Regions from separate parts of the Homo sapiens genome. Here regions 1 and 2 are each linked to region 3. The links are chromatin loops, found by intact Hi-C in ENCODE. Cell type or tissue: PC-3. All regions are shown on one strand.

Region 1 (8,000 bases), 270 kb before region 3:
TTTTTGCATCTTTGATGTTAGGGGTTACTGACCCTTTATATTTTCTATTAAAAAGTTTGTGTTTAGCTCAATTGAATTGCTAAAGTATTCTTTTCAGGGAAAGAAATTATTAAAAGTAAGAGGAAAGCACAGGGCCAGAACACTGGACTGTGCCAAATGGAAAGATAAGCTCTGGGGAGGGTTTGAGGCAGCTCATAGTGTGCTTTCTGCCCTCTTTTTCAGGGCCTTCTCACCTTCTGAAGAATGGCTTCTGTTTGGCAGAGATTGGGTTTTTATGCCTCTCTTCTGAAAAGACAGCTAAATGGTGGGCCAGATGTCATCAAGTGGGAAAGGAGAGTAATTCCCGGATGTACCAGAAGCATCTACAGTGCCACGGGAAAGTGGACAAAAGAGTATACATTGCAGACAAGAAAGGATGTTGAGAAATGGTGGCATCAACGAATAAAAGAACAGGCCTCCAAAATTTCAGAAGCTGATGTGAGTATTCTGAGAGATTCTAAGAGGGTAGAGAAGAGGGGTTGAAGGTTTGGACCCTGGGGTTAGACTACCTGGTTCAAATAAGATATTAAATATGTGACCTTGAACCAAATTGTTGAATTTCTCTGTGCTTCAATTCTCTTATCTGAGATGGAGAGTGATCATAATAGTGCCCACCTGCACTATTGGGAGGGGTAAATGGATTGGGAGGCATAAATGAGGTGATACAAAGGTAGTGTTTACAAGAGTTTCCAATGTGGTGGATGCACACATAGTAATATTGCGCACGAGGTGTATGACAGACAGCAGCAAACCAGGTGTTCTAGAGCAACATTTACTGGGGAAGCTCATCAAAATAGGAGCTCTACCAGATGATGGGTCCTTTGTGGTCCATTGCATGGTGGGGCAGCACACAGGGATCTGGCAGGGTCATATCTGAGACTCCAGGAGAGGCACCTGGGCTCCTCGCTGGCTACATGTTCTGAGAAGTAACTGCCCCTTCCCTGGCAATCGTAGCCTCCAACTCTGTTCTGCTGCCTTAGCATCATGGTTTGGGGCACACCAGCCCTTTCACTGTTGTGAACTGGGGTAGGGTCTAACCTTGAGGTAGCAGCTACATGAGTTAGTGGACCCTTGGCTTCTGCACCAGGTACACCAGCTCGGCACTCTACCTGAATTAATGGTGGAAGCATAATACTTGGCTGCAGCCAGTTTCCACAGAGTGCTCTCTGTTCCTTTTCTGGGAGGCCAGCTTGCTGGGAATCAGTCTGGAACGTGTTAACCCTTACCTCTTGATACTGGTCAAAATGACAGCTGGGAGATGTGATTGTTACATGAAATGTTTGAATCTGATTGGAGTTTTAAATTCTGATCATCTCTTTGTAGTAGTTATAGTCAAATAATACAAACCCTCTATGTTTAATAAAGAGATTAGGCCCAAGGCAAGCAGCTGAATAAGTACAGCTGCACAAGACCACACCTCTCTAGACTTGCCTTTTCCCCATCTCCTGATTCGGTCAACACATTCATTCTTTCTGTGAGATTGGTGGTTATGAAAAATGAGTAAGGGGAGGAGAGCTATTTGTGTTAAACTGAAAGATGATTTTGGGCAATGGTTAGAAAGAAAAATTGCTATTGAAAAAGATGTAGTGTGTAACAAGTAAAATGAAATGAAAAAAAGGGAAGGTTTGAATGTAATACATAATTTTACAATGAAAGCTTGACTTCTACCTTGTTAGGAAGTGAAAAGCCCTTGTGTCAACATCATCAGACTAATGTAACTTAATAGATTTTGAAAACAAACTCTTAAGGAGCAGTTTAATTCTGAGTGAGGACAGTAAAATTAGCTTTTTTTTCCCTTTTGGTTTAGATAATCATTTATTGACTTCCAAATGTTTTGATGTTGTAGCTTACTGATTTTGTGACATCTCATTCTTCTTAAGCATACAGTTTTTTAAAATATCAAATGGATCAAAATAAATTGTTTTAGCAATTGGGGAGATAGCATAAGGGGCATTGTGTGTGATCCCCTGGCAGCCCCCTATCAGGGTTTGAATCAAGGAATGGCAAAGCAGAGTGAGCACTCAGTGAGTGAGCCAGAGCCTGGGCTGCAATGCTGGCTCTGCCCCAGGAAACCTGTGTGATCCAGGCCACATCATTTAATGTTTTGGATTCTGGGCTCCTTGCATTGTTTATCTCACAGAATTGTTTTGAAAATCAAATGAGAAAATGTGTGACAAAATGCATTTTACAAACTGAAGTGGTACATAAATAAAAGATACACAAAGATCAGAACGTGGTGTGTCTATCAGGACCTGAGACTATGACGGAATGCTCATGGATTTTGAAGCATTTATAATCGATCTCACTCTGGTATCAGATTCACTTGAAATCCACTCACATAAGTTTTTTGAAATGGAATGTCTTGAAATCACCATATTTATCATTTAAAAAATAATTTGCATTTAATGAGCATTTAACCATGTGCCAGGCACTGTCTTTCAATTGATTATCTCATTTAATCCTGAAACAACCCAGCGGGTAGGTATTATTATCCTCATTTTTGGAGTAAGAAAACTGAGGCTCAGAAAAAGGTTTAGGTAATTTGCCAAGACATGGCAGAGCCAGGATTCAAAATCAAATGTGTGTTTGATTCCTGAGCTCATGCTTTTCCACACAGAAACCTTCTTTTGTCTCACCTTTGATTTACAGTTAGCAAACTGATCCCAGAAGGCAAAAGAATTTGCCCAAGGCCTCACAGCTAGTGACAAAGCTAGGACCAGAACTGGGGCTCCGGATTCCTATTGAGGTGCTCCTTTTACTCTGTCACCCTCTAGGCTCAGCCACAGCTTCAGAGCGTGATCTATAAAGAGGCAGAAGTCATCTTTCTTCTAAAGTCAGAAGCTGACAAAAATAATAGGACCCACTTATAAAAGCCATCCTTTCCCTATCATTTAAATCTTAATCTCTTTTAAAGGCTTAAATTCTTATACTTTTATATAATTATGAAAATTTCCCTTTCAATCAGATTCTTGCTCAATTATAACAGAAACTCCCATCATTCCTTCTCTCTTTTCCACCCCCAGATGATAGAACTCATTTCATTGTCACAGAGGAAAATGACTTAATTCATGCAGAAAAGCAAAAGGCAGGGACAGGCAATAAGCTGAATACCTTTTCTGTAATAAACAGAAATCTTCATGAATATTAAAGACTTTAGAAAACAATACTTTTCTATGTATCTTTTATGAACTCAGATTTGGATTTTGGCTTAGCTAGTATATAATTATTCATTTGATTTTGCTATTAATTTAATCTTTATTGAACAAATGTAAAACAAGAGATGCTAGTAAAGAAATTACAGGTGGAAAATGTTTGGGGCAAGATTGGTAAATTAAATACATAACAAACATTAGTATAATAAAAATAATTTTATGTAAAAACTTTCAAATGAAAAACTAGAAACAGCTTAGATCAAGGATTTTACTGTTTTCCTAGCTCCCAAAGAACTCTTAACAGCTATTTTCCCATATTCCTAAAAATTTCTGAAGAATAAGCCATAAGCCTAATTCATTGTAAGGAGTAAGGCATGAATTGAGTGGATAGTTTTCTTCTGATTCTGCACTAAGTAAAAGAATGGGGTCTTGTACCTCCTTGGACGACTTGCTCATAAGCTGAGAAGGTTATCTGCCACTCACTTTCTTAAGGACAGTTATTAAGTTCCTGAGTTCCCACCAACCCCTGAATCTCAGGTCCTCTCTCAGATTTCTGTGGTTTTCCTAAGAGTTATAAATCTGCAGTTTCTAATTAAAGTGTCTGACCAATGTGTTGCTTTCCATCCTGTTTGTATAAATCCATTGTAGTTGTCATTTCAGCAGTTCCAGATGATTTTCTAATTTGTGTATGATCCAGATTTCTTAATTGTTCTCTTTTTCCCATCTCTTCCTTCAGGCAGCTTAACACTCCTTGGTAATTTCTAGAGGATGGGCAGCACAAAGAAAAGTTCTACTCTAGTTTTTGTGGGTTTCTTTTTGCCACGTGCTAATGGTTCCGTTAAAGGTTTGTTTAACTTCTTTGCTGAAAGAAGTTTACGAACTCCTTGGCAAGAATCTGATTTCTGGTTTCTTCTGCTCTACTGATTATATTTGGTTTATGTGTATTATCAGTCATGCGAACATTCAGCAAACAATATTTAAAAACCCCATCCCACATATGTACATAAAAGAAGGGTTATGAATATTCTGTTTCGTGTTTGTTTGCATTACTTCAGGGGAAGCAAATTCTTAAAGAACTGGAGTAAAGTTCTAGCAAGGGAATAAGGCCAGGAAGAAAAAACAGAAGGCAGAAATAAATAAAAGCAGAAGTTCTGACCCTTAGTGACGAAACAGAATCAGTTACCCAGTTACCTGTTGCTCTTCCTTTCTCTCCAGCCCCTCCACCCTTGACCCTGTCATGAGATGATTTAAACTTGGGTGTGGGGAACCCTCCTATTACTTGGGTAGGATTTGTGAAGTTTGCTGGGTAAAAAGTGCTCCATAGGGGCCAGTTATCAGGCTTTTGGAGCACAAAGGCCAACGAACATTTATCCAACATTTTATGAAACTCCTGCTGGCACTGGGGGCAGACGTGGAGAAAGAGGTGACTAAAGCACAGTTCTTGCCCTTGAACAGTAGGTCCCCCCATGAACAGTAGGTCCCCCCAGTAGGAGTTAATTCAAGGACTACCATCTTTGTTTGCCTTATCCATTCATGTGCACACTCATGACGACATTCATCATTTTACCAGGGGAAGAATTAAGATGCCAGAAGTCAGTGATCCAATAAGGACTCATTGGCCTGTGTTCCTTCTGTTCAGATACATGTACAGTTGTCTATGTTTCTCATGATGAAGCTGCTTCTTTGGAAGCTGGAGAGTTATATAACCCTGGTCTGAGGCTGCTTATTTATCATCCCTGGAGAACAACAACCTTCTCCCTTTTTAAAAGGATCTTCTCATTACCTTCCCATTTCAACATTTTTGTTGAAAGATAGGCTCTCAATACAATGGGGAAACTCAGGACCCAAATTGGTACTTTAGGATCCTGTTATTACTGCTAAACCTACGTCAGAATGCAGCTATAGAGAATTTAGGAAGAGACTCCATTTTTAGAGATGTTACATCTATGTGATTCAACTATTGCTTCTTTGAATTATATGGATATATGTATGTTAGAGCTTCCTTCGGAAAAACAAACAGTTCTTTAAGGACCTAGATAGAAGCTGTCTTAAAAGAGAAGTGTTTTTTTGTTTTGTTTTGTTTTGTTTTGTTTTTTTAATGGAGTAGCCATTCTTTTATCCCTTTACTTTCCTAATAATCTTGCTTTCGCTTTCTTCTACAGACTGGCGCTGAATTCTTTCTTGCGTGAGATCCAAGAACCCTCTCTTCGGGTCTGCATTGGGACCGCTTTTCTTTCTTTCTTTTTTTTTTCCATAGGTTTTTGGGGTACAGGTGGTATTTGGTTACATGAGTAAGTTATTTAGTGGTGATTTGTGAGATTTTGGTGCACCCCTCACCCGAGCAGTATAGGCTGTACTCTATTTGTAGTCTTTTATCCTTCACCCCCCTTTCCACCCTTCCCCCAAAGTCCCCAAAGTCCATTGTATCATTCTTATGCCTCATAGCTTAGCTCCCACATATCAGTGAGAACATAAGATGTTTGGTTTTCCATTCCTGAGTTACTTCATTTAGAATAATAGTCTCCAATCTCACCCAGGTCACTGCAAATACTGTTAATTCATTCCTTTCAAAAAATAAGTTTTTAAAAGAGAAAAAAAAAAGATATATGGGTACTTAACACTTAGAGGTTGTTTGGCATTATTTTGGACATTCTTTAGCTTAAACCAGGGCTTTGAATTTTGCTTTTTGACATTTTAATTGATTTACATTCTGGGAACACTCTTTTTAAAAGGAAACTTTTAAAATGTTAAATTATTACTTTGTGTAAAATGCCAAAATATTATGTATACATGCAGAGTTCCCAGAAAATGCTTAATAAATACTCATTGTCGTTCTTTCCTAGAAATCGAAGCCAAAATTTTACGTGCTTTCCATGTTCCCTTATCCTTCTGGTAAGCTGCACATGGGCCATGTGCGTGTCTACACCATCAGCGACACCATAGCACGGTTCCAGAAGATGAGAGGGATGCAGGTAAGAACAGGTGCCTGCTGGAGCAGCCCTTGTCTGCCACACGCAGGGTTGGCATGTAGTAATATGTGTTCAAGACAAATGAAGAAAACCAACTTTAGTTAAGATTAGGACAGCTTTGAAGATGGACATGAAAAGCTCAGTGTTTCCTTTTATGGATTAGATGATATTATAATAAAGCATCTAGGTTAATTGGGGGGCAGCCATGAGTTGGGTGTTGTGCTGGGGTGGAGATCAGATGGGAATGGGGTGAAAGGTAGATACAAATGTGGATAACACTGATAATCTTCCCAGGAGATACTCACCCATGAGTAGAGAATCATTGTATATAACGAACTGAGGTCAACAGTACAAATACACATCAGTGCTATGAGTGGCAGGTGAGACTGCAAGATATTTCTTTCTGTTCTATTTGATATTTTCCATATTCTTTGAGCATGTATTTCTTTTCTTTTTTTTTTGAGGCGGAGTCTTGCTCTGTCGCCCAGGCTGGAGTGCAGTGACGCAGTCTCGGCTCACTGCAACCTCCCCCTCCCGGGTTCACGCCATTCTCCTGCCTCAGCCTCCCGAGTAGCTGGGACTACAGGTGCCCACCACCACGCCTGGCTAATTTTTTGTATTTTTAGTAGAGACGGTTTCACTGTGTTAGCCAGGATGGTCTTGATTTCCTGGCCTCGTGATCCGCCCACCTTGGCCTCCCAAAGTGCTGTGATTACAGGTGTGAGCCACCATGCCCGGCAGAGCATGTATTTATTTTCTAATGGAAAAAAATAATTTTTTTAAGAAAAGATATTTGGGGAGTAACAACTCTGGGGAGTTGGGGAAAGTGCCACTAAAGAAGGAACATCTGGTCTGGGCACCTGGCTCATGCCTGTAATTCCAGTGCTTTGGGAGGCCCAGGCAGGAGGATTACTTGAGCCCAGGAGTTCGAGACCAGCCTGAGCAATGTAGCAAAACCCTGTCTCCACAAAAAATACAAAAAATTAGCTCAGTGTGGTGGCACACACCTGTAGTCCCAGCTACTCAGGAGGCTGAGGTGGGAGAATCACATGAACCTGGGAGGTCAAGGCTGCAGTGAGTTGTAATTGTGTCACTACACTCCAGCCTGGGCAACAGAGTGAGACACTATCTTAAAAAAAAAAGAATCTGATATGGGCCTTGAAGAATGAGGTGAAATTTATTGTGAGAGAGGAGGACAAACGCCCTTCCTTGGCTGATGTGGGCCATTCCTCTTTACCCCCCGCCTGCTTTTTAAAAAAATTTTTTTGAGACAGGGTCTCATTTTGTCACCCCGGCTGGAGTGCTGTGGTTGCAATCACAGTTCATTGCAGCCTCGACCTCCCAGGCTCAACTTCCGACTCTGTCTCCCAAGTAGCTGGGACTATAGGTGTGTGCCACCACGCTCAGCTAATTTTTTGTAATTTTTGTAGAGACAGGGTTTCACCATGTTGTTCAGGCATGTCTTGAACCCCTGGGCTCAAGCAATCCACCCACCTCAGCCTCCCAAGGTGCTAGGATTATAGATATGAGCTACCGCACCTAGCCCAGAGCCTAATCTTTACTAGCAATCTTTAGCAACACATCATCTTTAAGATGGGTGTTGGATAATCATAATATCTTCTTTATCCACCTACGAAATATGGCAGTATTCAAGAAGGGCTGAGAGCATGGCCCATTGAACCAAACTGCCAGGATTCAAATTCCAGCTCTTAATACTTACAAGCTGTGTGGCCTTTGAGTAGTTAATTAATTAACCTCTTCAACACCTTGTTTTCTCTCATCTATAAAATAGGGATAAAATAGTACCTGCCCCATTGGCCTGTTAAAAGGATTCAAAGAG
Region 2 (8,000 bases), 450 kb before region 3:
CCGACCTCTGGTGAGATCTTTTCCTCTCTGGCAAGCCTCTGGATGTTCTGACTTCAGAGGGGTTCTGGCTGCAGCTTTAACTCAGCCATATGTTGTGACAGCTCTTGGAGCAGCATTACACGGGAGCAATATCCTTCCTGCTAATTGGATCTCAGAATTCATTTTCGGACCAAAGACATCAAATAAACCCAGGAAATACGAAGCCGTTTGCAGTTATGACTTGAGACGAATTGAGTTGTTCATCCTCTAAAGTTGTGTTCTGTTCCTTATCAGCCTCATCTGAAATCTCAGACACAAAAGCAGAGATGTTTCTGCCAGGAGGGGCGGAAAGTTCGGTCTGGTTTTGATATGTGTCTGGAGATGATAAACTTGGGAAGGGAAATATAGCAGATCCAATCCTCCCTCCCCCATCTCCATTAGGTCTTTGGCCTTGATAGATTTCAATATCCTGTGCAGCTGATGTCTGACCCACGCATCAAGAATACAGCCTTCACACACCTGCCGTGAGAAGCCCTCTATGACCTTCTGCAGAGGGAGGGAACTGCCTAAGAGCTGCTGAGTGCAGGAATGCAGGGTGCTAAGAAGCAGGTACCCAGTTTGGGGTTAAAATATGTATAATATATCCATTTGAATACCCATCAATAAATATCAGTCATGCTCACTTTTGGGTGCTGGGGGTTATTGGAGATATTGATTCATTTGTTTTATGAGTGGTATTTTCTAATTTTTCTATGATATAACACTGGTCTAGTAAAGAAATACAAGTTTTAAAAGCAGTTATGCACAACACAGTTCCTTTTTTTTTTGAGATGGAGTTTGGCTTTTGTCTCCCAGGCTGGAGTGCAATGGCGTGATCTCAGCTCACTGCAACCTCTGCCTCCCGGGTTCAAGCAATTCTCCTGCCTCAGCCTCCCGAGTAGCTGGGATTACAGGTGCCTGCCACCACACCGGGCTAATTTTTGCATTTTTAGTAGAGATGGGGTTTCACCATGTTGGCCAGGGTGGTCTCGAACTCCTAACCTCAGGTGATCCACCCGCTTTGGCCTCCCAAAGTGCTGGGATTACGGGCATGAGCCACCACGCCTGGCCATTTCCATTTTTTAATTTGAATAATTACTTATGGTCACACACACGTGTAAAACAAAACTGCAACTACATGCACCAAAATGTTTGCAGGGCTTAGTTTTGGGTAGTAGGAAGATGTGTGGTCTTTTCTTTCTTTTTTACTTAGCAAGGTATTCTATGACTTCAGGCAATGCTGTATGGTAAAATATCCATTCTCAGTCTCTGATGGACCTGCACAGTGTTAACCAACACAGGTCCCCTCTCAGGGACATGGTGATGGCCTTGCACTGGCATGGTGGTATGTGCCTTTCAGGCTGAGTGAGACACTGGAACTCAGTGATCCAAGGAGAGAGGATGGAGCTAGTCCCCTTGGGATAGCTCTGCAGGATAGAAGCCAGCAGAACCTGCTCCCAGCCACCAGGCAGGCTCCTGCCCATGTGCCCCTCCTGCCTGGAGTCTTCCCATGGAGGGTCCTCCATGTGCATGTTCTGCTCTCCATTCTCCCCGTGCCTCAGCCTCCAGCTCCAGGGCACCCACTCCATTCTCCCCTGTGCCTTGCGGTGGGAGCATTTGGGTCTCTCATTTTGTGCGAGTGCGGGGCTGATGAGAAAGGGGATCATCTTTCTGTTCTTAGAGCTGATGTTTCAATTCTCTTTTCCTTCTCTCCTCTTAGTTATTGCCTTTCCTTCTATTTCTTCTGCTTCTTCCCTCTCCAGTCCAAGGGAACCGTTATTAGTAATCATATTTATTATGATTACTGTATAATAATCATATTTATTATTATCACTATTTTCTAGTGTAGTCCTCCCTCAGCAGCTGCAGAGTTATCTAGAAACACAGGAGGGAAGATAGGGCGTAATGTTAAATTCTATGGTAAGAAAATCAGCATCTATCTTGCAAGAACAAATAATACATGGAATTAACTTGAGCCAGGGAATTCCTGAGGATCATAAATATTCTGAAATAAGATTCCAAGGTACTACAATAGCAAGACCACAGTTCTAGATCCTTACACAGTGTGGATCATGATTTAAGTCCAGAGTGGCTACCATAGAAGGCAGCCCTATAGGTAGGCTGGAAATCACAAATGTTACCCCCGGGATAGAAAAGTGCATTGGTAACAGTGGTGGCTCAGAGGGGCCTGGAGTGCCATCGCAAGGGGACTCTGGGGGCTCTGTCAGGTTCTAAACAAGTTTCTCCAACCTGCAGCCACTTGACCTCTAGATTGGGGTTGGGGTATTTGGGGGGTTGGAGAGATAGGGCCAGCAGCCTTCTGTCCCATGCCCACTGACCCTCAGGAAGTCTGATAGGACTGCCAGTAGCCCAGCAAGGACTCTAATCACAGAACAAAAGGGGTCCTGGTGGGGCACCTGGAAGGTAGGTTATTTTCTAGAGTGCCAAAAAAGCTTGCTGGGAGGCATGTTGTCTCCATAGTCAAAATGAGGCCTTGGCATGTTATCAAGATGCCAATCATTTTGATTTTTATCACTGATCCTGTGAAAGCACACAAAAGAATGCATCTTTGGCAGCACTCTAGTGCTTTGAGAGACAGTCCTGGGAATGCTCAGGCAATAAGAACGCCAGGAAAATACTAAGGGTGAGACGAGGAGAAAGGCCTTTAATTGTCCTGAGTGAACAGCCATGCCACCTGTCCTCAGACGACCACAGGAAATCCCCACCCTCCTCAAAATAACCTTGGGCCTTGTCCCATCCCGGGGTGTGGCAGAAAGCATCCAGTGTCAGCACAGGCTTGGAGGATGCCTAGGCTTGGAGGGGATGGTGCACTGGCTGGATCGATTGGGCTGAGGGTTATGTGATCTTGATAGCTGGAAGTGAGGGGCAGAAAAGAAGGCAGCCTCTTAGAAAGACCAGAAACAGAAGATTGCGGCGAAAGCATGGGGGCCTGCTGTCTGCAGAGACCTTGGCTGTAAAGAAAACAGCAGGAGCTGACCGAGGACAGTGTTGCTGTGTGGGGAATGGACAAAAAATTTGTAAATTTAAGTTACTCACCAGACACGGTGACTCATGCCTGTAATCCCAGCACTTTGGGAGGCCAAGGTGGGCGGATCCCTTGAGGTCAGAGTTTGAGACCAGCCTGCCCAACATAGGGAAAACTGTCTCTACTAAAAATATAAAATTAGTCGAGTGTGGTGGCAGGTGCCTGTAGTTCCAGCTATTTGGGAGGCTGAGGCAGGAGAATGGCTTGAATCTGGGAGGCAGAGTTTGCAGTGAGCTAAGATGGTGCCACTGCACTCCAGCCTGGGCAATAGAGTGAGATGCTGTCTCAAAAAAAAAAAAAAAAAAATTAAGTTACTTAGAGCTAATGGGAGATGGTAAGACCAGACGGGTGAGCGTCTTGAAAATGTCTGAGAGCTGGAGGCAAGTAGGAAACTTGTACTTGGGGTAAGAACCAGAGAAAATACCAAGAACAAGAATCCCCGCAGAATGGAGCCTTGGTGAGGAGAATCCAGCGGACCTTAGGCGTCTCCTCATGTGTGGAGGCTGCACAAAGCAGTTTTGCCCTAAAACCAAAGACCCAGCAAGGAAGACCCAAGAAGGGAAGGTGATGTCTGGTAAGTGCCTGCCCACAGTGGACGCAGTAAGCAGCCGTGTTCCAGTTTAAGGTTTGTTCCCCAGCAGTCCCACACATGGTGAAGGGGTTCGGCACTCCCAGCCCAGAATGAGCCCTGTATTGCACTGGGAGAGATGTCCCAGAAGAGGCGCAGCAGAGCCGGGAAGGGCGAAGGCACTGTCTATAGAGCCAGTCTGCCCTGGGGTGGGGAGTTGAAGGGGCGGGGGCTGAACAGAAGGTCTACCAGCAAGAGACCAGAGGGTAGTCAGGAATAGGCCCCACTGAGCACCCATGACAAGGTGCACACAAGGGCCGCCAGCCCCAGTGAGCTGGGTGAATTTGGGCAGTTAGCCTCTGTTATCCCCTCCTTTTCCTAGTGGCTTCTCCGGCCAGAGGAAAAGGCTTAGCTGTGAAATGAATGCCATTTACATTGCTCTTAACTCTCCCAATCCTTTTAGCTCAAAACCTCTTAATCTAGCTGGGAAATGGAGGATATTGGCCCCCAGAAAAAGGAGAGAATAGGAGAGTGAAGACCCACCTCTTCATGCCCCTGATGTTAATGAATCTGGAGGAGGGGCTAGGCCAGGAGAGCCGAGATGCTTGTTCTGACACACTCTCCTTGCTCCCCATTTTGTTTCTAACTATTCTCCTATCCCTCAAGATTCCTAGACCGTGGGGATCCAGAGTGCAAATCTTCCAGATTAAGTTCTTTAGGGATATCCCCTCCTCTATTTTTGGAAAGCTACCAAGCTGATACCGCCATTGTCTGTCAAATGCCCCAGGAGCAGCAGGTAGCTTCCAGCATGGCCAGGTGGCATGGGTGTCAGAGGAGGAGAGTCTAGAGCCAGCACTTCTAGAATGATCCTTTGTCTACTCACCAAACCAAGTCCTGTAATTCTTCTGGGTGGCCACAGATCACACAGGTATGGCAGTGCTGAAAGTCGTGGTTATCATTAATGTTGCTCACTGATGCCAGTTTTCCTCTCCCTTTGGCCACCGGGAAATGTGAACTCCTTGGCTCCCTTGTGATGGGTGGGGCCACATGACAATTCTCATCAATGAGCAGAAAGGACGTGACTTCCTGCCTGGAGCATACTGAATTGCCAGTGTGAGACCCTCCAGGATTTGCTTCCTCCTACCTAGATGATGGCGGCCACCTTGTTGAGCCAGAGTCCCCATAATCTGGGTCCCTGAAGGATTCCAAAGGGCAGAACTCCTGCCACCTTTGGACAGCATGAGCAAGGAAAAAACCTTTTTTTTTTTTTAGACAGAGTCTTGCTCTGTTGCCCAGGCTGGAATGCAGTGGTATGATCTCGGCTCACTGCAACCTCACAGGGGTTCAAGCGATTCTCCTGTCTCAGCCTTCCAAGTAGATGGGACTATAGGTGCGTGCCTATAGTGCATGCCCGGCTAATTTTTGTATTTTTAGTAGAAATGGAGTTTCACTGTGTTGGCCAGGCTGGTCTCAAACTCCTGACCTCAAGTGATCCACCCACCTTGGCCTCCCAAAGTGCTGGGATTACAGGGGTGAGCCACCGCGCCCGGCCTGGAATAAACCTTTCTTGCACAAGCCACCAGAAGCTGAGATTGCTTATTACTGGAGCATAACCTGGTGTATCCTGACTGATAAGGTGATGTGAGGGGGAAAGAAACAAGGCATCCTCCTTTGATTCTGGTTATTAGAGAACTATCCAGACGGAAGAGAAAAAGTAGAAATGTGTGATCTGTGTAAAAGAAATGCAAATGAGGCCGGGCGCGGTGGCTCACGCCTATAATCCCAGCACTTTGGGAGGCCGAGGCGGGCAGATCATGAGGTCAGGAGATCGAGACCATCCTGGCTTACACGGTGAAACCCCGTCTCTACTAAAAATACAAAAAATTAGCTGGGCGTGGTGGCAGGCGCCTGTAGTCCCAGCTACTTGGGAGGCTGGAGCTGGAGAATGGCGTGAACCCGGGAGGTGGACCTTGCAGTGAGTCAAGATCGCACCACTGCACTCCAGCCTGGGTGACAGAGTGAGACTCTGTCTCCAAAAAAAAAAAAATGCAAATGAGAAGCATTTTTGTGATGTGCTCCTCATATGTGCCTAATGACCACATGGCTAGAACAATTCTGCACGTTGTTGGGTAAATTGCCTGTCACAGGTGGGGTTCCTCAAGAAGCAGTCTGTGAGATAGAGATCACTGTGCAAGAGGCTTATTAGGGAGTGTGGATTAAGGCCTGTGGAAGGGAAGGAATGGGAGGAGGCAGACGTGGACAGAGGGAGTAGTTCAACTCCATGAAATCTCCATGGACACCTCAGCCAGCCCTGAGGGAAGTCAGTCTTGAATGGAAGAGGGGCGGGCGCTGGAGGGTAGTGGAGGACCCTTCAGAGCTGCCCCAGTTGTGGCCAGAGGGCTGGGTCTTTCTGCCCCTGTGTTGATCAGTCATTGGATGTGGTGCCCCAGGTAGGAGGTGCGGCTTTAGACAGGGTGGTCTCTTCCGCTGAGGCAAGACCCAAAGAAGACTAAAGTGTTCAGATCTGGGGCTGGAGGCAGCTCTCTGGATGAAAGCAGAAAACTCAGTAAGGCAGCCTTCGGCAGCAGCTGGATATTAAACAAGGGGTATCCATTCTCCCCAGGAGTAAACTTTCTCTCAGGAGAAGCAAAAATAACTGACAATGATGATTTATCCTGGGGACTCCGCTATATCATTTGCAACTCAAGCTGGCCCCACGAAGCTTTATAAATGGGCTGGAATCTGGGGGTGCCATGTGCACATGTACACAGGCTAAAATGGCACACGTCTTTTCCTGTCATAGAACTCCTGACTTATCCTTAGTAAATTACGTACTTGGAAGCGTTTCACTACTGAGATGATGCAAATCAAACTGACTAGAAAATACAGACCCCACAGATGAACTTGTCAAGGCCTGACTTCCTTTACCCAGTGGGCGACTACAGCTGAACAAGATCAAAAGGACCTACAGGCTCTGTCCTCACTTTCTGGGACTAACTAGTCCATCAGTGATACACACACACACACACACATAGCCCAGAACACACATGCACACATGCAGGTTCCACTGGCAATTCTGAAAGTCAATAGATGTTGATATTTCAATCACCCCTAAAAGGTAGATGTTAGGGCCCATATATAGAAAGTTCCATTAAGTGCCTGAGTGTCTCATTTAAAATTAATGCTATCAGGTTCTTTGGGGTTTGTAGCTACACAAAATCTGACATTGGCTAGGGTAGGTCAACAAAACGGTGGACCTTGAGCAGTGAGCTCCTAATTTTCCTGGGAAAAGAAGTTTCTAGTGACGAACAATACCATTCAGGGAGGCAGAAATCCTGGATTTAGTCTCAGCTCTGCCTCGTGTAGCTGTGTGATTGTAGACAAGATGCTCAATCTCTCTGAGCCATGGTATACATCTTGGAAAAAAGCAGGGAGAGTGATTACATGTGTGTACAAAGAATACATAATGTGTCTCCAGAGTTATAAATGCTATGATTACATTAAATTGATCAAGGTTAGCAAAATTATTGACTTTTCTCCTGCCAGTTACCACAGGGTTAAAAAATGGTGATGCTTACAACCTACAAAGATCAATACTCCACCCTCTCCCCTCTCAGGGGCTGGTACCTGCTACAGATATCTCAGGACCTCAAAGAGTCAAAGGGGCAGCTGAAGCTGCAGGGCAATGACCCAGCCTCTCCTTCAGCCAGATTGCTGGGAAAATAAGCATCCCATTTATTTGATATAATAGACATCTCAAGATAAAAGGAGACAACCTACATTTGAGGGTTCCATTCCACTAGAACACAGCAGAGCAGTTCTCAAACTGGTAATGCATAGGAATGCCTTGGAGGGCATGTGAGAACACAGATTGCTAGGCTTTATCCCAGAGTTTCGGATTCTATAGGTCCTGGGTGGAGCCCAAGTTTTGCATCTCCAAGTTCCCAGGTGATGCTGATGTTGCTGGTCCAGGGACCAGGCTTTGAGAACTATAGCTCTAGACCAATCTCAGATATGCTTGCAAAATGAGGACGAGATGGAGCAAGGGAAAGCAGCTTTCAAAGTCTCTTAAAAACGCTTTTAAAATAATTTTTAATATTAAGTCTCTTTAAGGACTTTTTACTTATTCTTCTGAAAACCTGGAAGAATTTGAAACTACTACACAGCAGACACTGTAACATGGAAACCAAGAGTGAGGAAAATCTTGTGATCATTAACTATTTATCCCCCAAGAGTTTATCTTTTTAAAAAATCTAAATGCCAAAATAATATCTCAGGTTTTAATACCAGCTTTTGGAATGTGCTTATCTGCTAAAGTTCATGCATATGAAAAGAAATCTACATGCCTTTTAAAGTGAGTCATTTTCG
Region 3 (8,000 bases):
AGTCTCAACCTCTAGGCACAAGTGATCCTCCTAGCTCAGCCTCCTAAGTAGCTGGGACTACAGGCGTGCCCCACTACACCTAGCTAACTTTTTTATTATTTGTAGAGATGGGATCTTGCTGTGTTGCCTAGGCTGGTCTTGAGCTCCTGGGTTCAAGTGATCCTCCCACCTTGGCCTCCCAAAGTGTTGGAATTACAGGTGTGAGCCACTGTGCCTGGCAGCAATATTTTTTAAATCATGAGGAAAGCTAAAGATTTTATTTTATAGTTATTGATCATTCATACTTATTTTGTGGTTTGTCTGCCTATTCTTTACCCATTTTTTATATAGGACTGTTACTTGAGTTATTTTCATATTAGAGTTACATCCTTTTCTGTCATACAGTATAGATGTTTGCTCTAGTTTGTTATTGCCTTTTCGTTTACGGTGTTTCACCTAAGTGTGTGTGTGTGTGTGTGTGTGTGCGCGTGTAAAACCTACTGGAAGGTACTATGGGAAATAATCCTTATTTACCTGTCACCCAGAATGCACAGACATTTTTACATTATAGTTTTGGTTTGATATTTTTTATAAAGGAAATTAAATATATAAAAATTGTGTGTGTATTTTAAAACCTACTGGAAAGTACTATAGGAAATAATCCTTATTTACCTATCACCCAGAATGCACAGACATTTTTACATTGTAGCTTTGATTCTGTATTTTTATAAAGGAAATAAAATATTATATAAAAATTGGAATCATCTTGATTCCTTTTCCCATCCTCTCCCTTCCTTCCCTAGGGCAGCTGCCATTATGAATTGAAATTTTCCTACTGTTACCATATATACTATTGTCAATAAAAAACATACAGTACTAGTTTACAGTACTAGTTTGTGGCCGGGCATGGTGGCTCACACCTGTAATCCCAGCACTTTGGGAGGCCGAGGTGGGTGGATCACCTGAGGTCAGGAGTTCGAGACCAGCCTGGCCACCATCTCTACTAAAAATACAAAAATTAGCCGGGTATGGTGGTGAGTGCCTGTAATCCCAGTTGCTTGGGAGGCTGAGGCAGGAGAATCACTTGAACCTGGGAGGCAGAGGCTGCAGTGAACCAAGATCGTGCCACTGCACTCCAGCCTGGGCGACACAGCGAGACTCCGTCTCAAAAAAAAAAAACAAAACAGTACTAGTTTGTGTATGTGTGTGTGCGCACTCTCAAACTTACACATATACGATCATTGGTATATCTTCAGGCATTTTGCCTTATTTGCACTGGTGTTCAGTTCAATTAATAATGATATGCATAGATCTAGCCCTTTCATTTTGACTGCTGTCTGGTATTACATCCAGTAAATACAGCTCCAGTTTCTTCGTCTATTTATCAATTCTCATATCTAGTGAACACTGAAGACGCTTCTAGTTTTTCCATAACAACGTTGCCGTGAACATCCATACATGTCTGTCCTCATGCATGTTTGGGTAATCTTCTCAAGGGGCAACCTTAGAAGTGTGTTGTGGATTATGTGTATTTTCAGATCTATTGGCCCTTGACAAATTGTTCCCAAGTAGTCATCCCAGTTGATGATACTCCCACCAGTGTGAAAGGGCTCCTCTTGTCCCACACCTTCCAAGACATGCTATTAGATTTAGTAATTTTTGCCAATCTATGAAAGTGAGATAGAATCTCATTGTGGTTTTAGTTTGCATTATCCTGATTGTTGATAGGATAGAACATCTTTTTATTATAGATATTGGGGTTATGATTAATAATCCTGGTTATTCCTAAGGTATAACAGGTTTTCTATTCTATGCACTTTCTCTTCCTGCCCTTTGCTCATTTCCCCATTGGATTATTTATCTTTTTCTTATTAATTGGTGTTCTTTGTGTCTTAGGTACTAATACTATTTTAATTTATTTTATTTATTTATTTTTGAGACAGAGTCTTGCTCTGTTGCCCAGTCTTGACTCACTGCAATCTCCACCTCCTGGGTTCAAGTGATTCTTCTGCCTCAGACTCCCAAGTAGTGCGTGGCACCATGCCTGGCTAATTTTTTTTTTTTTTTTTTTTGAGACAGAGTCTCCCTCTGTCACCCAGGCTGGAGTGCAGTGGCATGATCTCGGCTCACTGCAACCTCCGCCTCCTAGGTGCAGGCGATTCTCCTGCCTCAGTCTCCCAAGTAGCTGGGGTTACAGGTGCATGCCACCATGCCCAGCTCTTTTTTGTATTTTTAGTAGAGATGGGGTTTCACCATATTGGCCAGGCTGATCTCGAACTCCTGACCTCAGGTGATCCACCTGCCTCAGCCTCCCAAAGTGCTGGCACTACAGGCTTGAGCCACTGTGCCCGGCCAATTTTTGTACCTTTTGTAGAGACAAAGTTTCACCATGTTGGCCAGGCTGGTCCCAAACTCCTGACCTCAAGTGATCCTCCCGTGTCAGCCTCCCAAAATGCTGGGACTACAGACGTGAACAACTGTGCCCGGCCAGATACTAATAGCATTTTATATGTGCTTTGGCCATCTTCTGATCCATGGCTTACTCTTCCTTTTTTCTTTAACTCAACATGTACTGCACTCTGTTAGAGTATTGCCAAAGCTTCCCCTCCAAGTATGAAGCTGACTTAGCTATATCTTCAAGGAATGTAGCATATACTCAGAGTATTAAAAAGTCCTACAGGAACCTACAGGAGGGCTGGGGGAAACATTCAGACAACACTAGATCTGGTAGCAACGACCACCACAGCAAAGAAGATGGATTTGTAGTTAAAGTTACTTCCTTTTTTATGCCTTTTCCGCTGCGTTGATGCTTTCAGGGTCCTCTCTGAGGTCTGAGGAATGTTCTTTGACAGTCTTGTCGCTATCTGCCTTGCGCTGCTTTGCCTCCTGTGGGCGTCACCAGGCGAGGGCAGCCAGTGTTCGTCTGGCGGGTTTCTCTGTATCTCGGGCACTGTTTGTGACAATGATGATTTTACTTTCATTTTGTGGGCTGGCCCCAAAGGGCTTGGTTTAACTTTTTGCAGAGAGTTCATTCAGTTTCTGAAACCCCCACATTGCCTGTTGAGTATGTGTTGAGCCTAGCACTGGAAATGCCCTCAGATCTGTGAATACTGCCAAGTAGGGGATCCCGGGACACCCTCTGCTGACCTTGAGCTCACAGCCCCATTGTGTTTTCCATAAGAGATGAGAGGGACTGATAAAGGATGTTTACCTGTGTTAGCCTTATGGAAGCAAGAGTTCCATCCAAGGAATCAGGGTGCTTTGAACTTTTCCCACTCCCGCCTACTCGTTTTAGGTCAAGAGAAACAAAAATATCCTTCCAACAATGTGTGTTTTCTACAGTTTAGGTGAGAAAAAGATAGGAAAATAATAGTTAACCAATGTATAGGACTCTCCTGATAGGCGGTCACAATGGTCCTGGAGCATATGTCCAAGGTGACTGTCATAAATGCCTGTGGGAAACTGCATCTTCACAAGAGACTGTTGCTTGGATGCCCCCTTGTGTTGCCTCTGCTGTCCTGCCACCAAATGCTTTGCTGGCATCTTTCCAAGCAGATAGGAGGTGCTGGAAGGTGAGCGTAGGATGACTTCCAAGTCAGCCCTTGAGTCTTTTTGCCAAATAGCACCTGCCAGGGCACCCTTCCTCCCGGCCTCAGCCTGCCTGCCTCTCGCCGAGGGCCACGGCATCTTTTAGGAACTGGAAAGTGTCATTGACAGTTGGCGGTTTTTACGTGTTTATTTCTGCCTAAAGATTTTGCTTTTCACTTTTCACTTTTTCCACTGCATATTAAAATTTTTCTTTTTTTACCCTGTGTTTGTGATTTTTTCCTTAGGCCGGAAGCTGAGAGGAAAAGCCTTTTATTTTGTCAACGGCAAAGTGTTTTGTGAAGAAGACTTCCTGGTGAGTGTGTCACCGAAGCCTCCCCTTGCATGTCCTGGCCAGAGTCAGAGGGCAGGGGCCTGGGGGGACCTGGGCCAGCGTGTAGGGAAGCTGCACTGCTGGAGAGAGGGGCCCTGCCTTTCCTTCTGTAGATACTTGGGGGTGGCCATGTTCCTGAGGCCAATGGCAAACCACACAGCTTTGTACTTTGAAGGAACTGTGGGGTCACTTGGCTATCCTCTTGCTGCTTTCTGCAGTTCTGCCTCTTCCACCACCCTGGACTCCTCCTCTTAGACCACTGGACTGGGACCTGGGCTCTCTTCTTCTCATCCCACTCTCTCTGGGGATCTAGCTTCTCCCATGGACTGGAAGTCCATCCATGTGCCAGTGGCTCCCAGACCTGAGCTCTAGCCCTGCCGCACCTCTGAGGCCAGCTGCTGGCATCCCACTGGCCCCTGGGCTGTGTCCCAACCCCTCACGTACCAGCCCCTCACCATATTTCTGTGAAGCAGAAAAATCTTACCTTGCCTTGGGTCCTGATCTGTGAGAATTGCCTCCTAGGTTTGTCCTCAACCCCACCTCCTTGAACGCAGCCAGGCGTTGAACTCTGTGCTGCCATGTCTTCCACAATTCTGCCTCCGTTCATACCTCCGGCATGGCTCAGCCAGGCTAGCTTAACGGCCTCCGCACACCCGCATCAAGAGGCCTTATAGGGCATAAACCTGGCCTGCTTGGTCCCAGCATGTGCAGGGTACAAAGCACACTCAGAAGCTCTCCGAGGTCTGGAATCCCCAGCTGCCCACACCTATGCAACCTCATGCCTTCGTGCCTTTGCTTGGGCCATTTCCCCTGCTTGCAATGTCTTGCCCCTTTATTTTCCCAGATCCCCCCAACAGCCTTCCTGTCCCTCCTGCACCCACAATGGAGGAGCTCTTCTGTGCTGCCACCATGCCCAGGGCCTGCCCTGGCAGGGCTGTGGGCTGTTAGCCCTGAGCAGTATGTCTGCTTACAAGTCTCTCCTCCATTGACTGAAAGCTTCCAGGATAGAAAGAACATGCGTCTTCACCTTCACACCTGCAGATTCTAACAAGATGCCATGCAGACTGGGTGCTTGGTAGTTGGTGGTTGAAATGACTCTGTCATCTCAGGGATGAGGAATGTGAGATGCAGAGATGGGCTCAGGGCCAGCTTCTCCCTGCCTTCCCTTGAGAAAAGCTCTATTTGGTTTTCACTGAAAAGTTGATTCATTATGATTCCTGTTGGCCAGAAACAGACTAGCAAACCCAAACGGGCTTAAGTAAAAAGGAAATTATTCCAGCAGTGCCTCAGGAGTCATTTTCTCCACAGTTTTTGGCCGTGTATCTCAGTGTTAGCTTCAGTCTCAGGTCCTATGTGATGGCCAGATGTTGGGAGGACCCCAGAGTTTACATTCTCTCAGTTTCACATCCGATGGGCAAGAGTGCCAGTCCCTCCTTCGGAATCCTCCACAGACGTCTGATGGAGTCTCATTGGCTCTTACTGGGCCACATGCCCACGCCTGGAAAAAGTAACAGTGCTGGAGGAATGCAAGGCTCTGATGGGCCAGATCTGTCAATGCCCTGCCTGGGCCCTGGCATGGAGCCAGCCCACATGGTGATGGGAGCCACGTGGTGTGGAGCTGGGGGCTGGATCTCAAATGAAAATAGAGAGCTATTACCCCCAGAATGGGGCGTAGGTGCCAGACAACAGAAACCTCCACCACATGGTGTAGAGTTGCAGAAAGTTTCCCTTTTTTGTTTTTCCCAGCTTCCTTTCATAAGGTTTCCCCCAGTTAAGTTGTGTTTGTAATACCCAAACTTCTAGTCTAGCGTGTAGCATCTAGTATGTTTTTTGAAGAGAGCACCTCATGTCTTTCAAGACTGTGTGTGTGTATGTGTTTAGGTAAGATAAGGTAAGGTAAAGTAGATATTTATTAAGTTTCTTTGAAGCTAACTATAAAAGGCATTAGCTTTTTAACCAGAACCGGAGTTGAATTTGATTTCTGTCCTTACCCTTTGTTGGCTGTGTGACCTTGAAAAGTTCACTTAACCTCTCTGAGCTGCCCTCTGCTTCTATTTGAGGATTCTGGGTAATAATGTAGACCTTGCAGAATTGTTGTAAGCATTAGAGTGATGGTTTCAGAATCCCCTGAAAGGCTTGTGAAAACACAGATTGCCAGAACCCACCCCCTGAGTTTCCAAATCAGTAGGTCTGGAGTGGAGCCCAAGGATTTGCATTTTTTACAAGCTTTCAAGTGATGCCAGGGAACTGCTCTTTGAGAACCACTGAGATGGGATTAAAGCATCTCTATATACAGTCCCTTACATAGAGCCTGGCATGCTGTGGGTGCCCAGACACAGTCATTGTTAGAGTGAGTGGTACTAGTATTTGTGATGGCTTTCGTGGCAGAGAATATTCTATGACTCAGCCCACAGCTGTGTTGTACTTGGGGATGACAGAATTCTGCACAGAGTGACACATCTTTCTGAGAAATTCCTTATAATCCTCTTGGCTGTTGGGGAAGTGGCTGATTCATCTTACCAGTCTGGGTTTAACTTTCTTTTCTTTTTCTTCTGCAGTACTCTGGTTTCCAGCAGTCGGCTGACAGGTGTTTTCTTTGTGGACATCTGATCATGGACATGGTGAGTAGGTCAGCCAAAGAAGAGAACAGCATCTCAGGTGGAGGAGGAGGTGTTCAGAGAAAAAAGAAATTAATAATTGAGGACAGTGTTTCTTATCTTGATTTGTGGTTACAGCTGGGCGCAGTGGCTCATGCCTGTAATCCCAGCACTTTGGGAGGCCGAGGCGGGCGGATCACGAGGTCAGGAGTTTGAGACCAACCAGCCTGGCCAATATGGTGAAACCTTGTCTCTACTAAAAATACAAAAATTTTCCGGGCGTGGTGGTGCATGCCTGTAGTCCCAGCTACTTGAGAGGCCAAGGCAGGAGAATTGTTTGAACCCTGGAGGCGGAGTTTGCAGTGAGCCAAGATCACGCCACTGCACTCCAGCCTGGGCAACAGAGTGAGACTCCACCTCAAAAAAAAAAAAAAAGTCCCTGTAAAGTACAGCTTGCTTGTTCTAATAGAACCCACATTGTTGGCTTTTATTGGAATTAACATCTTTAACCATCTAGAGCACACGCTATCATGTTTCCGATAATGCTTTCTCCTCCTCTGGGCTGTTTGAATCGCACTGGCCTCCCTCTGGCTTCTCTGTGATCCTTGTGGCATCCCAGGTGAGATGCTAAATACAGTCTGTTTTTACTGCAGAAATCTCAGCTACCTTGGAGTCAAATGCAGAAAGCCAGAGGAGCAAAGTTGTTTTTCTCCCTGTGTTATGCCCAGCTCACACCATTACGAAGATGAGTTTTTAGGGCCTGTCATTTAGTTCTGAGACAGCAGAGCAAGGACCAGGTTTTATACATTCCATTCTTTGCTCAGTCACTGGCTCTCTGAGGTTATTTTGGGCTTCAGGTCTTCAGTGGGGACAATTTTTCCCTAGAGGGTTAGGTTATGAGGTTAATGAATACAACATCAAATTGTTCACCATTGGAAACCAGCCTTTAAGAAGTTCTTTAATATACTGATCAGAGGAAATGATTATATAACATACTTTAAGTTGGAAACAGTTAAGTCCCTCTCTAAGCTGACTCATTAATTTCATTCTAGAGAAGATAATTTCTAATTATTAGTATTTTTAATTTTACCTTTTTATTGAGAAATAACTCATAGAGTAAAAGATACTAATCTTAAGTGTACATCTGAACGAGTTTTCACATGTGCATATACCCCTGTAACCACCACCCAGATCAAGATATAGAACACTTCCCAAACTCCAGAAAGTTCCTTCTTGTCTATTCCCACTCAAGACCCCACTCCCACAAAGGCAACCATTATTCCAACTTCTATTGCCAGAAATTCATTTTGCTGGTTTTGGAACTTCATATAAATAGAAACATATAGTATAGACTCTTTCAGGTCTTATTACATATGTTTTTGAGCTTCATCCATGCTGTTACCTGTATTGGTAGTTTATTGATTTGTATTGCTAAGTGGAATTCCATTGTATGGATATAGCACAATTTATTTCTCCATCTCATGTTGATGGGGATTTGGTGGTTT

The links. Hi-C counts contacts between places; a loop is a spot of excess contacts. Peaks named below come from ENCODE experiments on the same cell type or tissue, not always from the same donor. Only the 100,000 strongest peaks of a DNase experiment are listed, where the experiment ranks them.
Region 1: a loop joins it to region 3, with 8 times the contacts of the local background. A loop is called at or near these places in 7 of 110 quality-filtered maps.
Region 2: a loop joins it to region 3, with 7 times the contacts of the local background. A loop is called at or near these places in 37 of 110 quality-filtered maps.

What each region holds. Positions count from the first base shown.
Region 1 is chr3:45,394,211-45,402,210 of GRCh38, forward strand. LARS2 (leucyl-tRNA synthetase 2, mitochondrial) reads left to right here. Exons shown (of 22, transcript NM_015340.4): 3 at 223-477; 4 at 6,035-6,163. The coding sequence starts at 244. Among named protein-coding and RNA genes, the nearest start is that of LARS2, 9.6 kb to the left of the region's middle. In PC-3, no CTCF peak of the experiment used is centred here; no DNase peak of the experiment used is centred here; H3K4me3 peaks cover 809 bases; H3K27ac peaks cover 1,296 bases.
Region 2 is chr3:45,216,114-45,224,113 of GRCh38, forward strand. It overlaps LOC101928636 (a long non-coding RNA gene), which reads left to right. Exons shown (of 4, transcript XR_001740675.2): 4 at 1-661. Among named protein-coding and RNA genes, the nearest start is that of TMEM158, 6.2 kb to the right of the region's middle. In PC-3, no CTCF peak of the experiment used is centred here; DNase peaks (open chromatin) are centred at 2,628 and 3,098; H3K4me3 peaks cover 2,024 bases; H3K27ac peaks cover 2,191 bases.
Region 3 is chr3:45,661,838-45,669,837 of GRCh38, forward strand. LIMD1 (LIM domain containing 1) reads left to right here. Exons shown (of 8, transcript NM_014240.3): 3 at 3,813-3,880; 4 at 6,457-6,519. Among named protein-coding and RNA genes, the nearest start is that of LIMD1-AS1, 23 kb to the right of the region's middle. In PC-3, a CTCF peak has its summit at 3,490 (motif pointing left); DNase peaks (open chromatin) are centred at 3,504, 5,014 and 6,324; H3K27ac peaks cover 2,892 bases.